Linked DNA regions of Homo sapiens: region 2 is linked to region 1. A link is an interaction called in ENCODE POLR2A ChIA-PET data of the cell type or tissue named here. Cell type or tissue: MCF 10A. All regions are shown on one strand. Links, peaks and the distances in the headings refer to the core of each region. The heading gives the core; the rest is flanking DNA.

Region 1 (4,401 bases), core at 229-4,228:
GTACAGACAGCACAGAGAGCACTTACGGAAACCTAGATGGTACAGCCCACTACACACCCAGGCTACATGGTATAGCCTATTGCTCCTGGGCTACAAATCTCTACAGCACATTACTGTATTGAATAATGAAGGCAACTGTAACACAATGTTAAGTATTTGTGTATCTAAACACAGCTAAACATAGAAAAAGTACACTACAAATACAGTATAAAAGGCTAAAAATGATCCACCTCTATAGGACACCTGCACTGAATGGAGTTTACAGGGCTGGAAGTTGCCCTGGGTGAGTCAGTGAGTGAGGGGTGAGTGAGTGTGAAGACGCAGGACATTACACTGTGTAAACTTTAAAAGCAGTGTATGCTAGCCAGGCACAGTGGCTCACGCCTGTAATCTCAGGACTTTGGGAGGCTGAGGTGGGCAGATCACAAGGTCAGGAGTTCGAGACCTTCCTGGACAACATGGTGAAACCCCGTCTCTTCTAAAAACACAAAAAATTAGCCAGGCATGGTGGCACATGCCTGTAATCCCAGCTACTCAGGAGGCTGAGGCAGAAGAATCGCTTGAACCTGGAAGGTGGAGGTTGCAGTGAACTAAGATCGTGCCACTACACTCCAGACTCTGTCTCAAAAAAAGAAAAAAAAAAGAAAAAAAAAACTAAGACACAATCACATACATTATCCTAGGCCTACACAGAGTCAGCACCATCAATATCACTCTCCACCACCTCTACATCTTGTTCCCCTGGAAGGTCTCCAGGGGCAATAACATGAATGGAGCTGACATCTCCCAAGATAATGATTTCTTCTTCTGGAATATTTCCTGAAGGACCTGCCTGAGGGCTTTTACAGTTAACTTTTTGTTAATAAGTAGTTGCTCTGGGTGAGTCAGCAAGTTGTTATTCTAAAATAACAATAAAAAGTACAGCATAGTAAATACATAAACCGTTAACACAGTTTTTTATCATGATCAAGTTTCATGTATTGTACATAATTGTATGTGTTACACTTTTATAGGACAGGCTGCACGGTAGGTTTGTTTACACCAGCATCCACATAAGCTCATGAGTGATGTACCGTGCTAAGACATTAGGACAGCTACGTCACTAGGTGATAAGATAATAGAGCTGAAAAATTCCCGTGGGACCGCCACCACCATATATGCGGGCAGCTGTTACCCGAAGGCATCACTGTACATGTATTTGAGATTGCAAAATTCAACTATGTTCAGCATTAAAATCTCAGATTTAGAATTTCAACTGCATGCTGCTTGTGGTCTGTAAGATATGGCACTACCTCCAACTTTAATTCTATTGTTCTTTTATACCTTTTAGTTTCATTTTTAGTTTCTATTTCCTGTTGGTTTTATTATTGGTTTATAAACGGAAGGCAGGAAGCAAAATCTTTTTTTTTTTTTTTTTTTTTTGAGACAGACTCTCATTCTGTCGCCCAGGCTGGAGTGCAGTGGCATGATCTTGGCTCACTGCAACCTCCATCTCCGGGGTTCAACTGATGCTCGTGCCTCAGCCTCCCGAGTAGCTGGGATTACAGGCACCCACCACCATGCCCGGCTAATTTTTGTACTTTTAGTAGAGACGGGTTTTCACCGTGTTGCCCAGGCTGGTCACAAACTCCTGGCCTCAAGTGATCCGCCCGCCTCAGCCTCCCAAAGTGCTGGGATTACAGGCATGAGTCACCACGCCTGGCCAGGAAGCAAAGTCTTAAGGGCAAAAGACGCTGTACTGAAACAGAGCTAGGCTTCGTCTCCCTTCCTCCTTTCAGGGCTGTTGCTAGTATACAGCTAATGTGCCAGGACTTAAATAGTAGCTGGGATTACAGGCACCCACCACCATGCCCGGCTAATTTTTGTATTTTTAGTAAAGACGGGGTTTCACCGTGTTGCCCAGGCTGGTCACGAACTCCCGACCTCAAGTGATCCGCCCGCCTCAGCCTCTCAAAGTGCTGGGATTACAGGCATGAGTCACCACGCCTGGCCAGGAAGCAGTCTTAAGGGCAAAAGACGCTGTACTGAAACAGAGCTAGGCTTCGTCTCCCTTCCTCCTTTCAGGTCTGTGGCTAGTATATAGTTAATGTGCCAGGACTTAAATGCTGAGTCACCTAAAAAGCTGAGCCTCAATCCTCAATAACCAGGAAGACTCATATAGGCTGCAATTCCCTTCCAGAGGAGACTGCCCGTGTTGCCTTTTGCTTTCATCTAATGTCTCTTTACTTTACAAAGAATAATATGATCTAAAATCTGTCTCTGTTGTAAGCAGTCACTGAATATTGGGCAAAGCATAAATGGCAAAGGGAGCAACATTCACACGAAGGTAAAAGAAATGGGGAAACCCAATCAGAAAATTCTCTTGGATCAATGTTCTGTATCTAACTCAACAAAAAGCCAGTAAATACAGAATATCATGCAAGATGCCACAGACCTGAGTAATACCAAAGTACTTTGGGAAAAGAATAAAACCCTTACCACGTATTGCAAATATTATATGGTTTGCCTGTACATTTTCTTAATGTATTTATTTTTCCTTTGTAGTAAGTGCATTTTGTGTTCTACTCACAAAATATCTGCCCACCCCATGGTTGCAAAGATATTCTCCCATGTTTTCATGTGTAAGATTTACGATTCTAGCTTTTATGTTTAGGTTTATGAACAATTACCAACTAATTTGTGTGTATGGCATGAGATGGGGTGAAGGTTAATTTCTTTCCTCATGTGAATATCCAGTTGATCTAGAATTATTCATTAAAAATAATTTCCTGGCTGGGCAGTGGCTCACACCTACAATCCCAATACTTTGGGAGGCTGAGGTGTGAGTACTGCTTGAGCCCAGGAGTTCGAGACCAACCTGGGCAACACAGTGAGACCCTGTCTCTACAAACAAAAAACAACAAAACATTAGCTGGACATGGAAGTACACACCTGCATTCCCAGCTACTTGGGAGGCTGAGGTGGGAGGATCACTTGAGCTCAGGAGGCTGGGGCTGCAGTGAGCCATGATCATACCACTGCATTCCATCTTGGGCGACAGAGGAAGACCCTCTCTTAAAAAAAAAAAAAAGAAATTAAATGACTTTCCTTCCTTCCACCAGAAAATTGACTTACTCGCTCTGGGCAAAAATCAACTGACAGTACGTATGCAGGTCTATTTCTGGACTCAGTTTCACTGATATATTTGTCTATTGTGATGTCAAGACCAATGTTTTGATTAGTGTAGCTTTATAGTAAGTCTTAAAATTAAGTGGTATAAAAAATTAGCAGTTTAAGTTCTCCAACTTTGCTCTTTTTTTTTTTTTTTTGCTATTCTAGATATTTTGCATTTCCATATAAATTTTAGAATCAACTTGTTAGTTTCTTCAAAAAAAAAAACAAATAGGATTTTAACTGGGATTGCATTGACTCCATAGATCAATTTGGGGAGAACAGACATCTTAATATCAGGTCTTCTAATATATGAACAAAGTAACCTCTTCCTTATTTAAGTATTTATTAATTTCTCTCACCAATATTTTAGTGAGAGAGTAAAAGTATTCTCTCACAATACTTTTCTGGTAAAGGTGTTTTCATGTCTTTCATTAGAGTTATTCTAATGATTTTTGATGCTACTGTTTTTATGCTGTTTTTCCTTTTTTCTTTTTTTGGGACAGGATCTCTCTGTCACCCAGGCTGGAGTGCAGTGGTATGATCACAGATCACTGCAGCTTCAACCCTCCCAGTCTCAAGCTATCCTCTCACCTCAGCCTCCCAAGTAGCTGTGACTACAGGTACTCGCCACCATACCCAGCTAATTTGGTTCACTTTCTTGTAGAGACAAGGTCTCACTATGTTGCCTATGTTGCTCAAAGTCCTGGGCTCAAGGGATCCTCCCACCTTGGCCTCCCAAAGTGCTGGGATTACAGGTATGAGCCACCGTGCCTGGCCTGATGCTATTGCAAATGGTATTTTACATTTTCATATATATATATGTTTCATGTATATATGTGTGTGTGTGTGTATTTACAACATATATATATCTGATAAAAATATTCCAGGCTGGGCGCAGTGGCTCATGCCTGTAATCCCAGCACTTTGGGAGGCCGAGGTGGGAGGATCGCCTGAGGTCAGGAGTTCAAGACCAGCCTGGCCAACATAGTGAAACCCCGTCTCTACTAAAAATAGAAAAATTAGCCGAGTGTGATGGTGCATGCCTATAGTCCCAACTACTTGGGAGGCTGAGGCAGGAGAATTGCTTGAGCCTGGGAGGCTGAGGTTGTAGTGAGCCGAGATTGCACCACTGCACTCCAGCCTGGGTGACAGAGTGGGACTCCATCTCAAAAAAAAAAAAAATTCCTATCCAGAATATATAATACACTCCAACAAATATAAAACAACAGTATCACCAACAAAAATGTG
Region 2 (4,401 bases), core at 193-4,192, 54 kb after region 1:
CCATTTTTACGGGAAAGGAAATGGAGACACAGAGATTACCCCGCTCTTAGGTGGTGAACGGGGCTTTGACTCCCTGCATATTTGCTCTTAGCCACTTCACCCACCTACAAGGAGCTAGCACCTTGCTTGGGGTAGAGGGAGGGCACCTTCTGAACATGCTTTAGTGGGTGTTTTTCTGTTCTGCTTTCCGAGTTGTGGGTGGCAAAGGAGATGTGCATGCATAAGATGTTCTCATTACTAAGAGTGCTTCTGATGATAACAAAAGACCAATATCCTGTTGGAGCAATGTCCAGATATGATGAAATGCTAGATTTGCCTGGTAACGCTGAAGAAATTTTTTTATGAATGCTCCATCCCCAGAAGACTCTCGCTCCTGCCATTTGATCAGTTGATTTTATAATATGAGCATTGGTAAATTCTTAGGAATACAACTATCATAATAACATGTTATGGCACAACAAATTTAACTGTTACTCCACTGGTAGGTTCCTGAAATTATTGATGATAGGAAGATTCTTCAGTGCAGAGAGGGATTTAAGACGTTATGGGAGACATTTTAGTTAAGATGGTTGACTGAAGACATATTTATTTCCCTCCCCCCCCAAAAAAATAAAATTCACTGAAATGTTGGGAATTTTTTTTAAGTCTTAGAAGTTAAAAACCATTGTGCTGAAATCCCTGGTGTACTTATGAAGAAGTAGGTGGCTTGCACCTGTAGTCCCAGATACTGGAGAGGTTGAGGCGGGAGGATTGCTTGAGCCCAAGAGTTTGAAGTGAACCTGGACCACATAGCAAAGCCCTTGGTCTCTTAAAAAAAAGAGAAGAAAAAGTTGGTCTATAGAGAAGTAAAGTGAGTGCAGTTTTATTTGTTGGTTCATTGTCCAAGCCTGGTTTTCCTTTGTTTAAATGCATGTAACAGCCTTTCTGAAGATTTTTTTTTTTACATTTGCTGCCTGGTACTCATTTGAAGGCCCAGAGTCCGGCAGAGTTCCTTTCCGTGTTTTCCGCAGTCCTTCAGTTTGGTTCGCACACCTGATGGCCTAGAATTGGGCTGGCCCTTGGCTCTCCTGCCCACCCTGGTGGTGGATTGCCGCTGGCTCCTACTCAGTACAAGGCCCAGATACTGAAAACTTTCATTTAGTCACTTATGTATTCAGCAAATAAGTTTGCTCACAATCTTCAGCAGATCCCGTGTACCTGAGCTTAAATGGGGTGGGGTTCTCCCCCAGCCATGTCACCTGCCTCTGCTCCTCCCTGCTCTCTCTTCCCTCTCTTCTCCCTGACCTGGGTGCTCTTGTACTATCCAGCCTCTGGGTTTCCAACTCATCCAGTAGGTCTCAGAAGCCATCACCAGTTTCAGGATATCTTTCTGATATCCCAGGTCTGCATTCAGGCCCCTCCTGTCATGTCTGTAACCCGCAACAATTTAATGTGCTTCTCTGTGCCTAGGTTTCTAAATCTCTAAAATGGGTATGACATGGTTTGGCTGTGTCCCCACTCAAATCTCATCTTGAATTGTAGTTCCCATAATCCCCACGTGTCGTGGAAGGGATCCCATGGGAGGTAATTTAATTATCGGGCCATTACCCTTATGCTGTTCTAGTAATACTGAGTGAGTTCTCATGAGATCTCATGGTTTTATAAGTGACTTTTCCCCCTTTTGCTCGGCATTTCTCCTTGCTGATGCCATTTGAAGAAGGACGTGTTTGCTTCCCCTTCCACCATGATTGTAAGTTTCCTGAGGCCTCCCCAGCCCTGCGGAACTGAGTCAATTAAATCTCTTTCCTTTGTAAATTACAGAGACGTGGGTATGTCTTTATTAGCAATGTGAGAACAGACTAATACAGGTTATAATAGTGGTATCAGTCTCATGGTTGTCTTGAGGATTAGGTGGGTTAATACAAGTAAAGTGTGTATTAGGTGGTTAAGAACAGGGTCCCTGAAGTAATATTGCCGAGATTCAGAGCCTAGGTGGGAAACCCTGGGCAATCGCTTAAGTTCCCTGGGTGCATCAGTTTCTTCCTCTGTAACACGGGGGTAATAATACTTATCCCGTAGAGTTCAGTTCTTGCAAAGCACCTGGAACAGTGCTGAGCATGTGATATGAGCTCAATAAATGTGGGCTGTGGTGATAGTGACAACTCCCAGGGACCCTGCACTTCCCTGTTGGAACCGTCCTTGCACTGGAGTATAATGGCTTATTTTCCTTGATAGTCCTTGAGCTCTGGCAGAGCAGGGGCCCTATCTTACTCATGATGGCTCATGGAAGGGAACCCGAAAATATTTGTTCAGTGACTAACCAAATGAAAAGTTAGTGCAAAGTATGCATGACACCAGCCTGTGGTTGAATTTGTTGATGGGCTGTGTAGCTCCACTCAGTTAAGGCTTACTTATCCTGAATAGCTTTTTTGACAAAACACCTCATTAAAAAGCAATCAGATTTCTGTTTTAAGGTATTTACAGTGTCCTTTCATCCATCAGGCACTCCTTTCTTTGACCTTAGAAAAGGGCAAGTGGAGATTTAGGGTGTTCCCCACCCAGAATCTACCATCATCCCTCAAAAACTGCCTCGCCCTGACTTTCCAGGTGACTATTTTTTCTTCATTTTGTGCACCACGCTAAGCATGGAACTTCCTGGGCCACATCTGTGACGTGTGTTTATTGTAGAATTCCAGAGGAGCCACCATTATTCAGATTTTCAGCACTAGATGCCTGTTTAAACCGTGCAACATTTGTCATTTTTGGAGTTACAGTCCTACGTTTGCAAAGCCCAGTTTGGAAGGTTTCAAAATGTTCCCTCCTTTGCTATTTTGTTCTAGTCTCTTAAAAGTCCTGTGAGAATGTTGATGCAAATATAAATAAAGTAAGGGGCAGAAAGGTTAAGGGATGTATTTTTAGATGCTATGGTTAGTTTGTGGCGGAGTTAGGGTCAGAACATAGCTTGCAAATTTAAGAGAAATTTAACTTTGGTCCATGGCCTCGAAGGTACTCTTTCTGAAGGTTCAAAGACTGGTTCACATTGTGTAATTCACTTAATGGGTGTCTGCCTGCACACCCACGAAACAGGGATAATAAAAATTGCCCTGTATGGGTACATGTTTTTGCCCGTTACTTTTTTTTTTTTTTTTTGAGACAGAGTCTCACTCTATTGCCCATGCTGGAGTGCAGTGGTGCAATCTCAGCTCACTGCAACCTTCGCCTCCTGGGTTCAAGTGATTCTCCTCCCTCAGCCTCCTGAGTAGCTGAGATTACAGGTGCCTACCACCATGCCCAGCTAATTTTTTTTTGTATTTTAGTAGAAATGGGGTTTCACCATGTTGGTCAGGCTGGTTTTGAACACCTGACCTTAGGTGATCCGCCCACCTCGGCCTCCCAAAGTGCTGGGATTACAGGCGTGAGCCACCATGCCCGGCTGCCCATTACTTTTAATGGGAAAAGCCACAATTACTTTTGCACCAACCTATTATAATGAAATAATATAGGTAAAAGTGCTTTCATAACAGAAAATAATGTATAAATGCAAAATATTACTATTAATTTTTTTTTAAATTTTAGTATTGGAAATTTGGTGTTAAGAAACTCTTTTGGCTGGGCACAGTGGCTCATGCCTACAATGCCAGCACGTTAAGATTTTAGACCTTGTCTCCAAAAAAAGGATTTTAACTGAGGCAGGAGGATCACTTGCGGCGAGGAGTTTGAAACCAGTGTGGACAACATAGCGAGAACCTGTCTGTACAAAAAAATACAAAAATTAGATGAGTGTGGTGGTGTATGCCTGTAGTCTCAGCTACTTGGGAGGCTGAGACAGGAGGATTGCTGAGCCCAGGAGTTGGAGGCTAAAATAAGTTACGATCGCACCATTGCTTTCCACAGTCTGGGTGACAGACCCCATCTCTAAAAAATAAATAAACGGTAACAGAAACTTTTTTGATTACATGTTATGATCCACCAATTCCAGTTTCTATGTTTGATTACTTTCTTGAACAGGAGTACTGTATTTATGAATTTTTCTTGTACTTTTTTCAAGTTGGTAGTTTATAGTCAGATTCTACTGTACTCTTTCTGTTAAAATAGCTATGTGTTGGGCCAGGCACGGTGGCTCACGCCTGTAATCCCAACACTTTGGGAGGCCGAGGTGGGCGGATCATGAGGTCAGGAGATCGAGACCATCCTGGCCAACATGGTGAAACCCCATCTCTACTAAAAATACAAAAATTAGCCGGTCATGGTGGCGTGCGCCTGTAGTCCCAGCTACTCGGGAGGCTGAGGCACAAGAATCTCTTGAACCTGGGAGGTGGAGGTTGCAGTGAGTCAAGATTGTGCCACTGCACTCCAGCCTGGTGACAGAGCAAGACTCTGTCTCCAAAAAAAAGAAAAAGAAAAAGAAAAAATAGCTATGTG

What was found. Peaks named below come from ENCODE experiments on the same cell type or tissue, not always from the same donor. Only the 100,000 strongest peaks of a DNase experiment are listed, where the experiment ranks them.
Region 2: POLR2A ChIA-PET joins it to region 1 with 6 read pairs; 21 of 35 experiments call an interaction of 5 or more read pairs at or near these places.

Annotation. Positions count from the first base shown.
Region 1 is chr16:25,046,406-25,050,806 of GRCh38, reverse strand. No RefSeq gene overlaps it. Among named protein-coding and RNA genes, the nearest start is that of LINC02175, 18 kb to the left of the region's middle. RefSeq lists a silencer at 985-1,279. In MCF 10A, for the core only: no CTCF peak of the experiment used is centred there; DNase peaks (open chromatin) are centred at 1,736 and 2,056.
Region 2 is chr16:24,992,317-24,996,717 of GRCh38, reverse strand. The region is part of intron 1 of ARHGAP17 (Rho GTPase activating protein 17); the gene reads left to right. Among named protein-coding and RNA genes, the nearest start is that of ARHGAP17, 21 kb to the left of the region's middle. In MCF 10A, for the core only: no CTCF peak of the experiment used is centred there; a DNase peak (open chromatin) is centred at 2,277.